2 separate regions of the Homo sapiens genome follow, and region 2 is linked to region 1. The links are chromatin loops, found by intact Hi-C in ENCODE. Cell type or tissue: mammary epithelial cell. All regions are shown on one strand.

The links. Hi-C counts contacts between places; a loop is a spot of excess contacts. Peaks named below come from ENCODE experiments on the same cell type or tissue, not always from the same donor. Only the 100,000 strongest peaks of a DNase experiment are listed, where the experiment ranks them.
Region 2: it touches region 1 in a loop (14-fold over the local background); 31 of 110 quality-filtered maps call a loop at or near these places.

The regions. Positions count from the first base shown.
Region 1 is chr3:130,756,641-130,764,640 of GRCh38, reverse strand. The region is part of intron 2 of LOC107986023 (a long non-coding RNA gene); the gene reads left to right. Among named protein-coding and RNA genes, the nearest start is that of PIK3R4, 14 kb to the right of the region's middle. In mammary epithelial cell, a CTCF peak has its summit at 4,727 (motif pointing left); DNase peaks (open chromatin) are centred at 2,690, 3,460 and 4,710; H3K27ac peaks cover 1,119 bases.
Region 2 is chr3:131,014,404-131,022,403 of GRCh38, reverse strand. ASTE1 (asteroid structure-specific endonuclease 1) reads left to right here. Exons shown (of 6, transcript NM_014065.4): 4 at 3,688-3,898; 5 at 6,065-6,260. It also overlaps a transcript of ATP2C1 not described here. Among named protein-coding and RNA genes, the nearest start is that of ASTE1, 8.4 kb to the left of the region's middle. RefSeq lists a silencer at 2,064-2,173. In mammary epithelial cell, no CTCF peak of the experiment used is centred here; no DNase peak of the experiment used is centred here.

The DNA.
Region 1 (8,000 bases):
TTCTAGGATAAGTTTTTTCCTTCAACACTTTAAATATGTCATGCTACTCTCCTGCCCTGTGAGGTTTCCACTCAAAAGTCTGCTGCCGGCCAGGTGTGGTGGCTCATGCCTATTATCCCAGCACTTTGGGAGGCCGAGGCAGGCGGATCACGAGGTCCGGAGGTCGAGACCATCCTGGCTAACATGGTGAAACCCCGTCTCTACTAAAAATACAAAAAAATTAGTGGGGCTTGGTGGCGAGTGCCTGTAGTCCCAGCTACTCGGGAAGCTGAGGCAGGAGAATGGCGTGAACCCGGGAGGCAGAGTTTGCAGTGAGCCTAGATCATGCCGCTGCACTCTAGCCTGGGTGACAGAGTGAGACTCTGACTCAAAAAAAAAAAAAAAAAGAGTCTGCTACCAGGTGTACTGGACCTTCACTGTATGTTATTTATTTATTTTCTCTTGCTGCTTTTAGGATCTTTCCTTTATCCTTGACCTTTGGGAGTCTGATTATTAAATGTGTTGAGGTAGTCTTCCTTGAGTTAAATATGCTTGGTGTTCTCTAACCTTTTTGTATTGAATGTTGATATCTTTCTCTAGACTTGAGAAGTTCCAAGATATTATCCCTTTGAATAAACTTTCTACTCCTATCTATTTCTCTACCTACTCTTTAAGGCCAATGATTCTTGGATTTGCCCCTTTGAGGCTATTTTCTAGATCTTGTTGGTGTGCTTTATTCTTTTTTTACTCTTTTTTCTTTTGTCTCTTCTGACTGTATATTTTCAAGTAGCCTGTCTTCAAGCTCACTAATTCTACTTGATCAATGCGGCTATTAAAAGACTCTGATGCCCTTTTCAGTATGTCAAGTGTATATTTCAACTCCAGAATTTCTTCTTGATTCTTTTTAATTCAATGTTTGCTAAATTTATCTGATAGAATTCTGAATTCCTTCTCTGTGTTATCTTGAATTTCTTTGAATTCTCTGTCTGAAAGGTCACATATCTCTGTTTCTCCTGGATTTGTCCCTGGTGCCTTATTTAGTTCGTTTGGTGAGGTCATGTTTTTTTGCATGCTCTTGATGCTTGTGGATGTTCATCAGTGTCTGGGCATTGAAGAGTCCAGTATTTATTGTAGCCTTCACAGTCTGGGAATGTTTGTACCTGTCCTCCTTGGGAAGGCTTTCCAGGTGTTTGAAAGGATGTGGGTGTTGTGATCTAATCTGTATCTGAATTAGGGGTCACCCCACGCTCAGTAATATTGTAGTTCTTATAGATTGTAGAGGTATTGCCTTAGTGGTATTGGATAAAATCCAGAAGAATTCTCTGGATCACCAAGCAGAGACTTTTGTTCTCTTTCCTTACTTTCTCCCTAACAGAGTCTCCCTCTGTGTGCTAAGCCACCTGTAACTGCGGGTGGAGTGACACAAGCACCCCTGTGGCCTTCACCACTAGGACTGCACTGGGTCATATCTAAAGCCAGCACAGCACTGGATTTTGCCAAAGCCCACTGTAACTACTTGGCTACCACTTATGTTTGCTCACAGCCCTAGGGCTCTACCATTAGCAGGTGGCAAAGTCAGCCAGGCTTGTGTCCTTCCCTTCATGACAGCAAGTTCCCGCAGGCTTAGGGTGCACACAGAGATTCCATGCAGGAGCTAGGGACTAGAGTCGAAAACCTTAGAAATGTACCCAGTGTTCTATTATATTGCAGCTGAGTTGGAACTCAAACCATGAGACACAGCCTTTCCTACTCTTCCCTTCCCTTTCCATAGGCAAAGGAGCCTCACCCTGTAGCCACTACCACCACAGGCCCACTGGGAGTACTAACGGGCTACTGCTGATGTTCACTTATGGTCCAAGCACTATTCAGTCAGTTTGTGGTAAATGCTGCCAGGCCTAGGACTCACCCTTAAGGGAAATGTGCTCTCCAGTGGTCCAGGGTGGGTCCAGAAATGCCATCCAAGAGCCAAGGCCTATAATTGGGAACCCCAAGAGACTACTTGGTACTCTACCTGACTGTGGCCGAGCTGGTACCTAATGTGCAAAACTAAGCCCCCTTTAGTTTTCTTTCTGTTTTTCTCAAGCAGGAAGAGTCTCTCACCGTAGCCACTACAGTTGGGAATGTGCTGGGTCTCACCTGAATCCAGCTCATCTCAGAGTCTTACTCAAGGCCCCTGGTATACTACCTGGGTATCACTGTTGGTTATTTAGGGCTGAAGGGCTGCTTAGCTAGAAGGTGATGGATCCTGCCAGGACTGGGCCCTTCCCTTCAAGGCAGTGGGTTCCCTTCTTGCCCAGGGTGTGTCTCAACATGTTGTCTGGGAGCTAGGGCCTGGAATGGGGGCCTTATGACTCTTACCAGTGCCCTATCCTACTGTGGCTGAGCTGGCCCAATATGCACGACAAAGTCCTCTTTACTCTCCCCTCTTTTCTCCTCAAGCAGAAGGAAGGAGTCTCTTTTGGAACGTGAGCAGTGCTGCCTGAGTTTATGGGAGGAATAGCACAAGCACTCTCTTAGCCACTTCGGCTGGCTTCTTAGTAGGTGGTGTACCCCTCAAGTCCACTGGTTACGAAACCAGCTCAGCACTATTACTCTCCTAAGGGTTGCAGTCCTTGTGGCCTAGACTGTCTTTCAAGTTTATTAGGGCCCCAGAGCACTTTAGCCCGTGGTGATGAGGCTTGCTGAAACTCAAGTTCTGACCACGGGAATGGGTAATTTCCCTCTGGCTAGGGCTCATCTAGATGCTCCCTCCTTCAGCACACACTGGCTGACTTCAGCTGGGTTTTGCTTTCTGCTGTGATAGGACAGCACTGGGTTGAATGCAAAGTCTCACAGTCGCTGCTCTTTCTCTCTTGCAAGTGCACAGATTCTTTCTCTGTACCATGCAGCCACTGCCAGGGGGATGGGGGAGGAGTGGCATCGGCGATTCAAGACTGTCTTTACTACCCTCTTCAATGCCTCTTTCAGTGATATGAAGTTCAAACGTGGTACCGTGAGTGCTCGCCTGATTTTTGGTTCTTAGGAAGGTGCTTTTTGGGTGTAGATAGTTGTTAAGTTTGGTGTTCCTGTTGTGGGGGACAATCAGTGTGGAGCCTTCTATTCAGCCATCTTCCATTAGAGCTCATTTGTGATGGGCAGGTGGGTTAGGGGGACAGCTCCTCAGCTTCCTGGTCTGATGATATTTCCTAGTGGTTATCAAAAGCCTGATGTTCCAAGAATCTATCCTTGGTTTAGACACGGATTTGGGTAACTGCCACCCTTAGTTTCATAAGAATGTGTTGTCATTTACATCTGAGGTTAGAATTCAAGTAGGTACAGGAAATTCCTAACCAATTTCCTCTCTTAACTGGCCAGGTGAGGTCAAATAAATAGGGAGATGAAAAAAGTGAACAATAAGTTTATATAGTCAGAGGAAGTAGTAGTTATAGTGGAGATGTTGGTGATGATGGTGATATCGGTCATCTGGGTAACACTGATGCAGCCATGATGTAGGAATAGTAGGTGTAATCTTGACAAATGCCTGTGATGACAGTTATTGCCTGGGGCTGGCTTTTAGTTGATCTTTTTCACATGATAGGTGGGTGAGTCAGCTACTTTTAAAAGGCTAAGAACAGAGGGGACATGTATAAATCAAAATTTTATAAATTAAATATTTCCACTTTGATTCATACTATAATTTCAGAGACATTCAATCTTTATTTCTGAATGACCTTTCATTGTCAGTGATGGAGTATTTTAGCCTTAAGTTACAATGCCCTGTTGCCTCTGTAACATGTAGTTATTTTGTAAAGAAATTCCTAAATGATTACAGGAACTCATATTTAAACAATCATTTTGTAAAGAGTAATTGTCATATTTGACATATTTCTATTTTTCATCAGATGAAATTTTCTTACACTGAGAGTTCTAAGAGAAATATACTATACTATCCCAAGGCTACATAACTTGTGAGGAATAATATTTAAAAGGATTCAGAGATAACTTATTTGTATATTCCATTTTTTTTCCTTTGGGTGTTGACAGTTTATTCATTTAGGAAATGAAAAGAAATAGCAAAAATGTGATAATGATATTCTAGACATTAAAATGAGAAAAATAACATTTTGTAGCTACATGAAAATTTTTCTCTCTGGAGTTTAAAATGCTGAAGAGAATAATAGAATTATTCTCTCATCGATGAGAATAATTTCATTTACAGTCAATAAAAATATATATTCCATCACAAGCTCTCCATTGTAAATGTAAATAAGATATACTATGCAATAAATCTCTAAACAACCTACTCCAATAATTAAAATTATTTTATTTTCCTTTTTAGTATTTTTTGTCATCATCATCCTGTGATTTTTTTTGCTGAGCAATATTATATGCCTGGTTCCATGCTGGACTTTTATATATATATGATCCCTGTTAATGCTCACAACAGTCCTATGTGGTATCTGTAATTGCCTCTGGCTTTACAGATAAAGAAACTGAGACTCAAGAGATTTTAAACAACTCATCCAAGGACAGTGGTGCACAGAGGAATGACCCCAGGTCTAAGATCATGTTCTCAAATACTGCACGATATTTGACCACAAACATATGTGATTTTCAAGGAGCATCTGAAGTCATGTAAAAAAATTCCTGTAGCTGTTTTATTTATAGTAATATTATATCACAAACACTTTCCGTGTTTGCCACATAACTTCTTAATCAGACGTCCTGTGCACATTTGCTCTGAGCCTCCACTGGGGTGCACTGCCCTCTAGTGGAATTCTATTCTTCAGAAACTTTTTGCCCTCTTTCTGCCCCTAGGATAAAAAGTTGTTTTCTTGTTGCATAACTATTTATTGTTACTGCTTTATTTTAAACATGATAAAATGTTACAAGGTCTTTTATCTTGTATTCTTTAATGTAGAGAGATATGATTATTCCTATTTTGGCGGGTATGTGGAAAATAAATTGAACCCCAGAGAAATTCAGAAATGTACTTCAAGAAAGAATTCATTGTTCCTCGCGTTGAAATAAACATGGCGCCACTATTTCCTGAAGTTAACAGGATATTTAAAGCATCTCTCCTAAAATTACATTTAAAGGCTTGAGGATATGTCAAATTGTGATAGTACCAGCACTGAAAGACAAAGTAGACTCTCCTGGGATCCATAAATAACTTGGAAATATATTTAAAACACAAGAAATTCAAATAGACCAGAATTTGTTTCTGTCTGAGCTCAGGTTAATTCCTCATTTTTAAATATGTTTCTTTTTCTTTTCTTTGTTTCTTTTTTCTTTCTTTTTTTTTTTTTTTTTTGAGACACAGTCTCACTCTGTTGCCCAGGCTGGAGTACCGTGGTGTGATCTTGGCTCACTGCAACCTCTGCCTCCCAGGTTCAAAGGATTCGCCTGCCTCAGCTCCCAAGTAGTTGGGACTACAGGTGGGGGCCACCACGCCTGGCTAACTTTGTATTTTTTTATAGTAGAGATGGGGTTTCACCATGTTGCTCTGGCTGGTGTCAAACTCCTGGCCTCAAGTGATCCGCCCACCTCAGCCTCCCAAAGTGCTGGAATTACAGGCGTGAGCCACCCACGCATGGCCTAGTTTTTAATATGTTTCTAATGAATCTTTTTCACTTTGATATTGTTAAAAATCCTCACAGTATTAAAATGCATAATTGGATAGCTTTGTTTTAATTAGGAAGGACTTTGGTTAATATCGCATTGTTTTAGAGAAAGCAACAGGGATAATGTTTTTTGTTTTGCTTTGTTTTTAGTGAATTAGGCCATTATTTCTGCTACTGTTCATCAGAAAAGAAGCCCTGGGCAAAATTGCTGATGCTATCACATGGAAAAGGGCTGACATGAGTTGTAATTGCTTTGTGTGCACCCAGTGGAACATGCTGTGGAGGGGAGGGGAAAACCCTTCAGCTTCATCTTTACTAGAAAGCCAGCTCTTCAAAATTAGATGTCTTCTTGTGCTTAGTGAATGACCAATATGAAAAAGGAGAAGCAGCAAAGACAGGGTTATATAGCATGTATAACATTTAATAAAAGAGAGAATCATCCAAGACTTCCTAAGGAAATTATATTGATATCTCTGTGCTCTACATTAAAATTGTTTATTTTCTTTGAGCTTAGGTTTCAGGACAGGTAAGAGGATGGTCAAAACTAACATAAAGCAATTTTTAAGACAAATACTCTTCCAAGTAGTACACAAATAAGTTACCCACACAAGGGTAAAAAAAGACGATGGCAAAATGCCTTCAAAGTGTGGAAATGTAGGATAGGTAAAAATCATGGATTATGTATATTGATAAACTCTTTTGTTCACCGAGAATTGACATTCAGCATATTATATACGAAATGAAAATTTGCCTAGGAAATGATCTTTGCTATTTGTAGACCATGCCATATATAAATACCACATTGCAAATAAAATCTTATAGTTAGAAGACTTGTAGGAAGTTGATGTTTTCTATAGGTTCCTCCCCTTACGGTTTAATTATTCTAAATACTTGTAGAGTGTTAATATTATAAGGCAGGATTTCTCAACCTCTATTATGTTACCGATAATTCTGGTTCCTCCCCCTACAGTTTAAGTATTCTAAATACTTGTAGAGTCTTAAAATTATAAGACAGGATTTCTCAGCCTCTGTTACCGATAATTCTCTCTCTGTATGTGTGTGTGTGTGTGTGTGTGTGGGTGTGTGCGTGTGTGTGTGGGTGTGGGTGTGTGTGGGTGTGGGTGTGGGTGTGTGTGGGTGTGGGTGTGTGTGGGTGTGGGTGTGTGTGGGTGTGGGTGTGTGTGTGTTGCTTTTCTATGAATTGTAGAATGTTTAGCACCATCCCTGGCCCCTAAGGCTAGATGCCAGTAGCAAATACTACCCATCCCCCATATGACAATCAAAAATGTCTCTAGACATTGCCAATAAAATCAAAACACTTGTATATATGGCATGGCTGTTCATTCAAGAGATGAGATAATGGTATAGTATTACAGATTGTGTTTTTCAAAGATGACTGCTTCAACATATATATATATGAGATATATATGATAAATATATATAATTTCATATACATATAACATATATGTATATATATCATCTTGCTTGCTTTTCCTATAATGTGACCTTGACATGCATCAATTGAAAGGTGTGTGTGTGTGTCGGGGAGAGGGTATCTATGCTCCTTTCCCTTGAACCAGGTTGTAACTTTGTAACTGTCTCACTGAATATAAGGTCTATCACTGAAGCTAGGTTATAAAAGGCAACACGGCTTCTACCTGGATGTCTCTCTCTCTGGATGCTTGTCCTAGGAACCCATCCAGAATGTTGTGAGGAAGCCTAGGTCACAGGAAGAGATTATGTGTGAGTATTCTGGCCAACAATCCCAGCTAGGCCTCCACCACAGCCAGCACTGACCTCTAGACATATGAATAAGAGGGCCTCCAGATAATTCCAACCTCTAGTCTTTAAGGCTTCAGCTAAGGACCCAGAAATCATGGAGCAGAGGCAAGCTGTCCCTGTCTAATTCCAGATCCACAGAAATAGATGGACAATAAATTTTTTAAATTACTTTCAACTACTAAGTTTTAGAGTAATTTCTTATACAGCAATATATAGCTAAAATATATAGTTTGAATCAGATCTCAAATATGTGTGTATATATAATATGTATATAATATAGATGTAATTTTTTAAATAAGCAGAGTCTAATATTATTGATTAGGATTAAGATTGGCCAATAATACTGATTTTACCCTGTCCTTCTCCACAACATACAAGCATTCCAAAAGGAGAAAGAATCTCTGTCTTCCCGAGTTCCATTAAAAAAAAAAACTAAATGACTAAAAACAACCAGACTCATCCCATAACTACCAGGTCCTTCTCCCATACCACTACTTTATCACTAGTGCACAAAACATCATATTGATTTATGATATGGCAAGCACTGTCAAACTGAATCAATTAACATTTTAGGGCCATTTCATTCCTACAAGCAAACCACATTCAGCTGCTAGAAACACATGAACTAAAGGCCAT
Region 2 (8,000 bases), 260 kb before region 1:
GCTATGATTGTGCTCCCTGTTGAGCAAAACCCTGTCTCTAAAAATATATATACACTAAACCCACTGAATTGTATGCTTTAAAAGGATGACTTTTATGACATATGAATTATACCTCAGTTAGATAAAGGAGAAGAAAAGGTTTCAGTAGCTTAAAAGCCCCGTTCCCTATAGGATCCAGTCTTTCTTATAATAATTCCATAAACATAGCTAGGTCCCTGCAAGGGACATCCTACTTACAAGACACTGCACTCAGGGAAGCCCCAAGATATGGTGTCCCCATCAGGTGTTTATAGTTCATTTATATATAGTTTAAGCTTAGATGCAATTTTATAAGTCATTTTTATAATGCTTGGTAACACAACTGACAATCTACCTTTAGCACATTTCCAGGGGTACAAAACTAGAAAGTGGAGCGTAAGTCAGTCTCAAACAAGGGATTTATTAAAACTTTACCCACACCAATAAAATTCAAACTAGCTACATTATTAATGTTTTGCTGAAATTACATTTCTACTCAAGCATAAATGGTGCTGTTGGGGAGTTTTTTAAAAAAAATGTAATGGCTTTACTGAGAAATAAGTAGTGTACAGTAAAGTGCACATAAAGTGTGTACTTTGATGAGTTTTGAGATGTCTACATCTGTGAAGTCATCCTACAATTAAAATAATCAATGTATCCATAACCCCTAAAGTTTCATCTTGTTCCTTTGCAATTCATGCTTCCTTGAGTATAAACACAGTAAAGTGCCCAAATAATCGTACAGCATGATAAATTTTTGCAAGGTCTATACATCCATGCAAAGAAGATCCAGATGAATCATTATCGCCACCCTAGAAGCTTCTCCTAGTGTCTGGTTCCAGTCACTCGCTCTGCAACTCTCTATAATCACTCTCCTGTTTAACAACACAATAGTTTTAACTGAATTATTACTTTAGAAATGAATTCTTTCATCTGGCTTTTATTCCACATGAGATTCATTCACATTGCTGTGAGTAGTTGATCATTCATTTCTCATTGCTGTAACATTTTTCTATTTTGGTATATTACCATTATACACTTAAGAACATTTTTTTTCATTACACAGCTTATGAGCATTTGGGTTCTTTCCAATCTTCCATTTCCATGTGTTCATTAGCCATGTGATACTCTATTATATGAAGTTTCTGTACAGTTTTTTGCTCATTTTTATCATATACGGGTCCTTTGTCAAATAACATATTGTGAATAGTCTCTCCCATTGTTTATTCACTCTTTAGTATGTTTTGATGAACAGAAGTTCTTAATATACTCTAATTTAAATTTTTATTATTTATGGTTACCACTTTTGTGAACTGCTTAGGAAACTGCCTACTCCACGGTCATGAAAATGTTTTTTTGCTGTTCACATTTAGATCTATAATGTATCTAGAATTGGTTTTTTGTGGGTGCGTATGGTGTGAAATAGGGATCAGGATACCTTTTCCCCCCACATGGAAATCCAACTGAATCCATGAGTATAGCAGGCTGCTTATATTCCTTGCTAAGTAGAGATGACTTAAGTGTTCTCATCATTTACCTGGATTCAAAATAGAGTGAAATTTTAGTTCATTCTCTGCGCTCTGCTATCACCCAGCTTTCTCTTGGCATAAACTTATCAATTCTGAATTTAGCTCAGTGCTAATGGTTCTAATTAGCCCCTGAAAATTATAAATGTACCAGGTGCTCATGTGATTCCAAACACAAATGCAAGTACAAGTATAGAAACCTTGTGATAGTACCTATTCATTTTGTTTTTTAGATCTTGTAATACATTATCTGCTTTGGCCAGCTGTTGTTAATAAAAACTTTATAGTCTCTCATTTAATTCCCACAATAACCACATGGGATAGGGTTTCATTTTGGTTATGTTAGTTGCAATGGACAGAGCACCATTCAAGTTAACCAATGGGAGGTTAATCATAAGGAGACACAAAAGTGGATCATTCTTAAGGAGTAAGGCAGCCAAGACCAGTCTCTCTCTGGGCATCTCTGCCTCTCGGGGCAGCTGCTTCTGCAGGCTTGTGCTTTCGCTCCCCCTGGGGAAGAGGGAAAGTAGTTGTCACATGGGATAAAACCTAACTAACGTTAAGGGCTGTGAGTTGAGTACTTCCCCTTTTGGAAGGGACTGTGGACTGGTGGGTTTGATGAAACATCTTATACAAGTCATTATAATGACCATTTTACAGATAAGTCAGACAGACTGTAGAAAAGGTCAGAAACCTTTCGACCAAAGCCATAGGGTTAGTGCAGAGCGGAACATCTCTGAAGTCAAAGCCCAGACTGCTTTGTTTATGAAAAGTTGTAACTTGGCTCTATAATTCAGTAATTTAAATATATATCAGAAAAGAGTTGGTGTATTTTCTTAGCTCTACTTAGTGCATTTTAAAAACCAGTTTAAGAGTTTAGTTTCCACTTTACTTAAAATTTAAGTAGTTAAAACTACTTCCAGTAGGGGTAATTGGTTATACTATAAAGTTCTTTGCATATTTCTAATTTTAAAATTTGTATCACAATATTATTAAAAGCAGTATTTAGAAATAATCGTACTATTTAAAGTTTTCATGCATTAATGATAAAACTATTTTGTCATTTATGATGTGTTTTGTTTCAGGTTAATATCTTTAGTCTCAGCTGTCAACCACTCTTTCTACTAACTAGATGTTACATGCTGAGAAATGTTATTACCATCTCAACTTTCCAGAAAGCAGAAAATCTTTTTCTGGCTGTGTGCAGACACTAGGAATACAACTTTTCTTTTTCTTAAAGTTTGATTATAAAGTCCCCCAGAAGATGACCTTTTAATATTCCTGAGTGCATGACCTGTAAGGTCCCCATTCTGGTTCTTACAAGGTCTTGGTAATTCATTAAGGTAAAATTATTTCAACAAGAACCTCAGTGCTCTTATAGCTGTTTTACTTCTGAGCTTTTATTTGAAGTACACGCTAAACCATGAAGTAAAAGTATGGCGTGTTACTCCAAGCACAATGCAAGTAGTCCTTAAAATATTCCTATCTCCCTTGAATATACCTCTAATCTACAAGCAGCCACCCTGGGACAATCCCTGTGTGTCTTTTATGCAAAGACAATAAAGCATTCAACAGGGAAGGGACATGAGACAGGACCCAAACAAATAGAGTATATGCCACATAGGGTTCCTAAAAGCAACGTTTGTCTTCTGGAGGCAATTAGTAATGGCATCATGCTGAAGGCAAATGCCTGTTGCACAGGCACATACAGGTGGTGTTGAGTATACAGCTTTGTTTCTCAAAGTAGAATACTTGGGCTGCTAGTTAAAATGTATATTCCTCCTGGGCTCTCTCTCAGATTAGTCAATCAAAATTTATGGAGTAGGGCCTAAGGATTGAATTTTTAATGAGCTTCCCAGGTGACGTGCACTGAAGATGCTCACCAGCGTATACAAAGAGGATGGAATGACATAAGTAAAGGTGTAGGAGTAGGCAGTACACCCATTCAACCAACCATATTTATAAAGCATCTTATTAATGTTCTAAATGCTGTGAGTGTGGCTGATTTTTTTTCCCACAAGAAGATAAGTTTAACAGCTGACAGAAGTTTCAGTAGCATTAAATCTCTTCATGCTATGGTGGAAAAAAGAAATAACAGACATTTCCCAAAGTAACTTGCAGGATACTTGGTGTGTATTTTCAGCTCTCCTTGAGGAGGCGGCAGATGCTTCTGTTAGAAACCCTGAAGGTGAAACAGACCATTCTGGAGCCAATCCCTACTTCACTGAAGTTGCCCATTGCTGTCAGTTGCTACTGGTTGCAGCACACCGAGACCAAAGCAAAGCTACATCATCTACAATCCTTACTGCTCACAATGCTAGTGGGGCCCTTGATTGCCATAATCAACAGCCCTGGTAGGTAACTGGAAATTACAGGAGTATATTGTGGCATGTTGCTTGCAAACTGTTTACTCGAGTTTACACAAACAAAAAAGTATTCTTGGATTATTTACTCCCATTAATTGTATCACAACTTAGATGTGGAGGCACCAAAATATCATTCATTCATTGGTAAATATTTTTTAACACTTCATGTGCCAGGCTCAGTGCTGGAGGGCTTGAATCTTAAGTATACAGCAGTGAGATGTGTTGGGGTACTGCCAACTTCCATCTGTTTGGTGGCACCTACTCCTTTAACTTGTGAATTGTGACAGTGTATTTTGCCAGCTGCATTTTGTATTCCATGTTACCTATCCAGTTATTAGCACAGCAGCAACGTCATCACAAGAAACTTGCCCAGAAGTGAAACTTATCTAAATACCTACAACCACTACATTCTTGCTTATACATCTTTTTATTCCTTTTTCTCTGCTGTAGGTTTCAATTAGTATGTAAGTAGTGATGGCAGAAATAGTAATTTGTCCTTTTTTTTTTTTTTTTTTTTTTTTTTTGAGATGGAGTCTCACTCTGTTGCCTAGGCTGGAGTGCAGTGGTGCAATCTTGGCTCACTGCAGCCTCTGCCACCTGGGTTCCAGTGATTCTTCTGCCTCAGCCTTCCGAGTAGCTGGGATTACAGGTGCCTGTCACCGCGCCCAGCTAATTTTTGTATTTTTAGTAGAGACGGGTTTTCACCATCTTGGCCAGGCTGGTCTTGAACTCCTGACCTTGTGATCCACCCGCCTCAGCCTCCCAAAGTGCTGGGATTACAAGCATGAGCCACCGCGCCCGGCCAGTAATATCTCTTAAATACACTGAGGCAAGTTCATCTGCATATAATACCAGGTGAAGTAAATGCTGAAACACTGGGACACTTTAATACTTCAGTGGAATATCCTCTTTAAAGATTATGAATGCTCTAACACTGTATAAACATGCATAATAATTATACTCTGGAATAGTACTATCTAATATGGTGGCTACTAGCCACACATGGCCAAAGTTAAATTCCATTTAAATTAAAAATTCAGCTTTTCAGTCACACTAGCCACACTTCAAGTGTCAGGTAGTTACATATGGCTATAGGCTAGCCTACTGTATTGGACAGCACTGCAGAAAGTTCTATTAGATCGTGCTACTCTAGTTTACTATTTTAATAAGTTAGATAAAAGAATGAAACAGCATGGATTCCTGTTTCTAAAGTATTAAGGCTCAAGCTTGACAGCTGTCAGAGGGACTGTTGTTATATGACAGCCAACTTAACACAAAACAAATCAGTTAAGTCCCACTGCTGCTTTATGAACACAGGTTTAGAGTATTTCCTCTGATTGAATAATAAATACAGTATAAGAAAGCTCTCAGAGCACAAGCCTATTAAGTTTTTACCTGAGTCCAAGAGAAGGGGCATGTCAAGGGTCTGTTTCTTTTCTTTTAGGAAATGTGGACCCTGTACCCAGGCAGGCTCAGTGTCTTGCTCCTCGCTAGTTGGTAAAAGGTGGGCCTCCTTTTTATTATTTTCAAATTGGTCCAGATGTTATTTTGTGCACCCCTGCCCAAACAAATCTGTAGAAACTTACAGCTAAAAACACACAACATTCCTTATTTCCTAGGATTGTTGCTTCTTGCCCCTTATCCTCTACTATGAAAAGAAAATGATTATTTGCCAAATTCTCCAAGTCATACTTTAGCTTCCTCCTATAAAACACAGAGGTCAAAATGTGTTTTGAACACACAGGTTGTTTCTTTAACACAAATGCACCACAGCTTGGGAGTTTCGGTGAAAGAGAACAGTAAAGAGAATAATATTTAATAGTCATTTGTATTTTTCATAGACACAGATTTAGGGTTTAGAGAATTCAAATGCAGACATGTTTATGGTCAGGTAGTAGACCAGTGGAAAAGATCTTATTTCAGGGAAAAAGTAAATTCCGATGGGTTGAATAAAGTTAGGTCATCATTAAAAAGACAGTTCAGTATCAATATTTCAATTTATACAGCAAGGCATTTATGAAGCCAGAAGAGAAAAACATCTTAGTTTTTTTAAATTAATTTCTTTCTTTATAGAATTTGTAGTATATGTGGAGAAAATGAAAAGCTGTTACAGTGCTTTTAGAAATACTGCCCTTGGGCTGTTTCTTTATTTAGGTAAGGAAGAGCTGCAGGAAGATGGTGCTAAGATGTTGTATGCAGAGTTCCAAAGAGTGAAGGCGCAGACACGGCTGGGCACAAGACTGGACTTAGACACAGCTCACATCTTCTGTCAGTGGCAGTCCTGTCTCCAGATGGGGATGTATCTCAACCAGCTGCTGTCCACTCCTCTCCCAGAGCCAGACCTAACTCGGTAAGCACCATGGGAAACTTTAGTTCAGATGGAAGCACACAAAAGTAAATACAGTATTTTCACTTATATTTAAAGCAACAAAGTTACTTAAAAAAAAAAACCAAAACAAAAAAAAACTAATCTTAATGTAATTGATTTTGAGTCACTGTTACAGCTGAAGAGCTGGAAACGGGAAAAATATTAAATTATTTCCATATTCTCAAAGAATGTTTCCATGATTCAATCCAATTTTAAAAAATCAGTTCCTTTAAGTAATACATTAATATGTGGGAGAGGGGAGGCAATCATTGGTAGGATACAACTCTCTCCTTTCCTCTCAGTCTTTAAATGTCACTTTGTAGAGCCTTTTTCTGATAACCCACCCTAGTGAGACACACTGTCTACCCTCATTCACTCTAGTCCTGTTACTCTATTTTTTTTTAATTGCATTTCTTACCACTTGGCATATGGCTTACTCATTCATTCAGATATTAAATGCCTACCCTGTGCTAGGGTGTAGGGACAAAAACAGAATCTCAGCTCTAATGGAGCTTTCATTCTAAGTGAGATGATGAGTAGATGCCCAAGTGAACTTAACCTAGGATGTTTGCTTTACCAGGCAAGAAGGACAATAAGGGAGTTGAGCCTATGTGCCACAGAGTAATTATAATGTTTGTCTGTGGAGTTTAAGCTGGGTATGATAAAAAGAAGTGACAGCAGCAGTAGGGTGTGGAGCAGTGAAAAAAGTGATAGGATCAATGGATTGGACATCTTGGTAATTGACCATCCAGGAGGTACTTGAGGGAGAGATGAAGATAAAAAGGAGATAGATTGTGTTTTGTTTGTCTCTCCACTCAGATGTAAACTCTGTGGGGGGAGGGGCTTGTCTATTTTATTTGCTGTTGCAGCCCCAGTGCCTTCAATACTTTGAATGAGGATATATGGACGCATACAAAATATGGTGGGACTTTACATGTTTCAAGGTAAAAAGCCTCCTGGCAGTAAACAGTGTTGTTAATATATCTCTGGGCCTTATATCTGAGCTAACACAAATAAGACTAATTGGCCTTTGACCCCTGGATTCTTTATTTCTTTCGTTTAATAATTTAAGGCCATTCTTGACTGGATCCTCTTTAGTTACCACAAATCCTTTTAAAACAAAACAGGAAATGCAAAACAAAACAGTTCTCTTAATAATGATTTAAACAGCAGGATTGTTCTTGAATCTTAGCATAACCAAGGCTTTTTACACAGAGATGTTACACTGATTAAATGATGGTTCTACATGGATTGCTAAGGTACCAGTTTATCAGCTTTGTCCATAATAAACTTGTGGATTCCAATTAATCCCATCTTCTATTTGTGAAGTAGGTTTTTAGTCTCAGTGAATGACCTTGCAAATGATGCCAATAAATTTTCTCATATTCTAACAAACTGCCTGTTTGGTTTATCAGGGTCCTTTTAAATTCCTTTTCTTTAAAATTAAAGTGTTTGTTAAAGACACCTGCTCAGTCTGGGGCTAGCTGCAAAACCACTAAGCATGCATCACGTAATTTGTTGATGAAAAGTTTTTAAGTATCACCAGCAAAGAATCTTTGTCATACCAGCTCAGTTCCTTCCTTCAAAGAACAGATTATTCTTAAGTAATTTCGATAATATTATAGAGCAATAAGAGCTCTCATTGTTTAGATGCATTTGTTGAAGCTATGTCAATGGTAGTTATCCTGTTGCACTGAATTACTTCTTTAACAACATACTTTT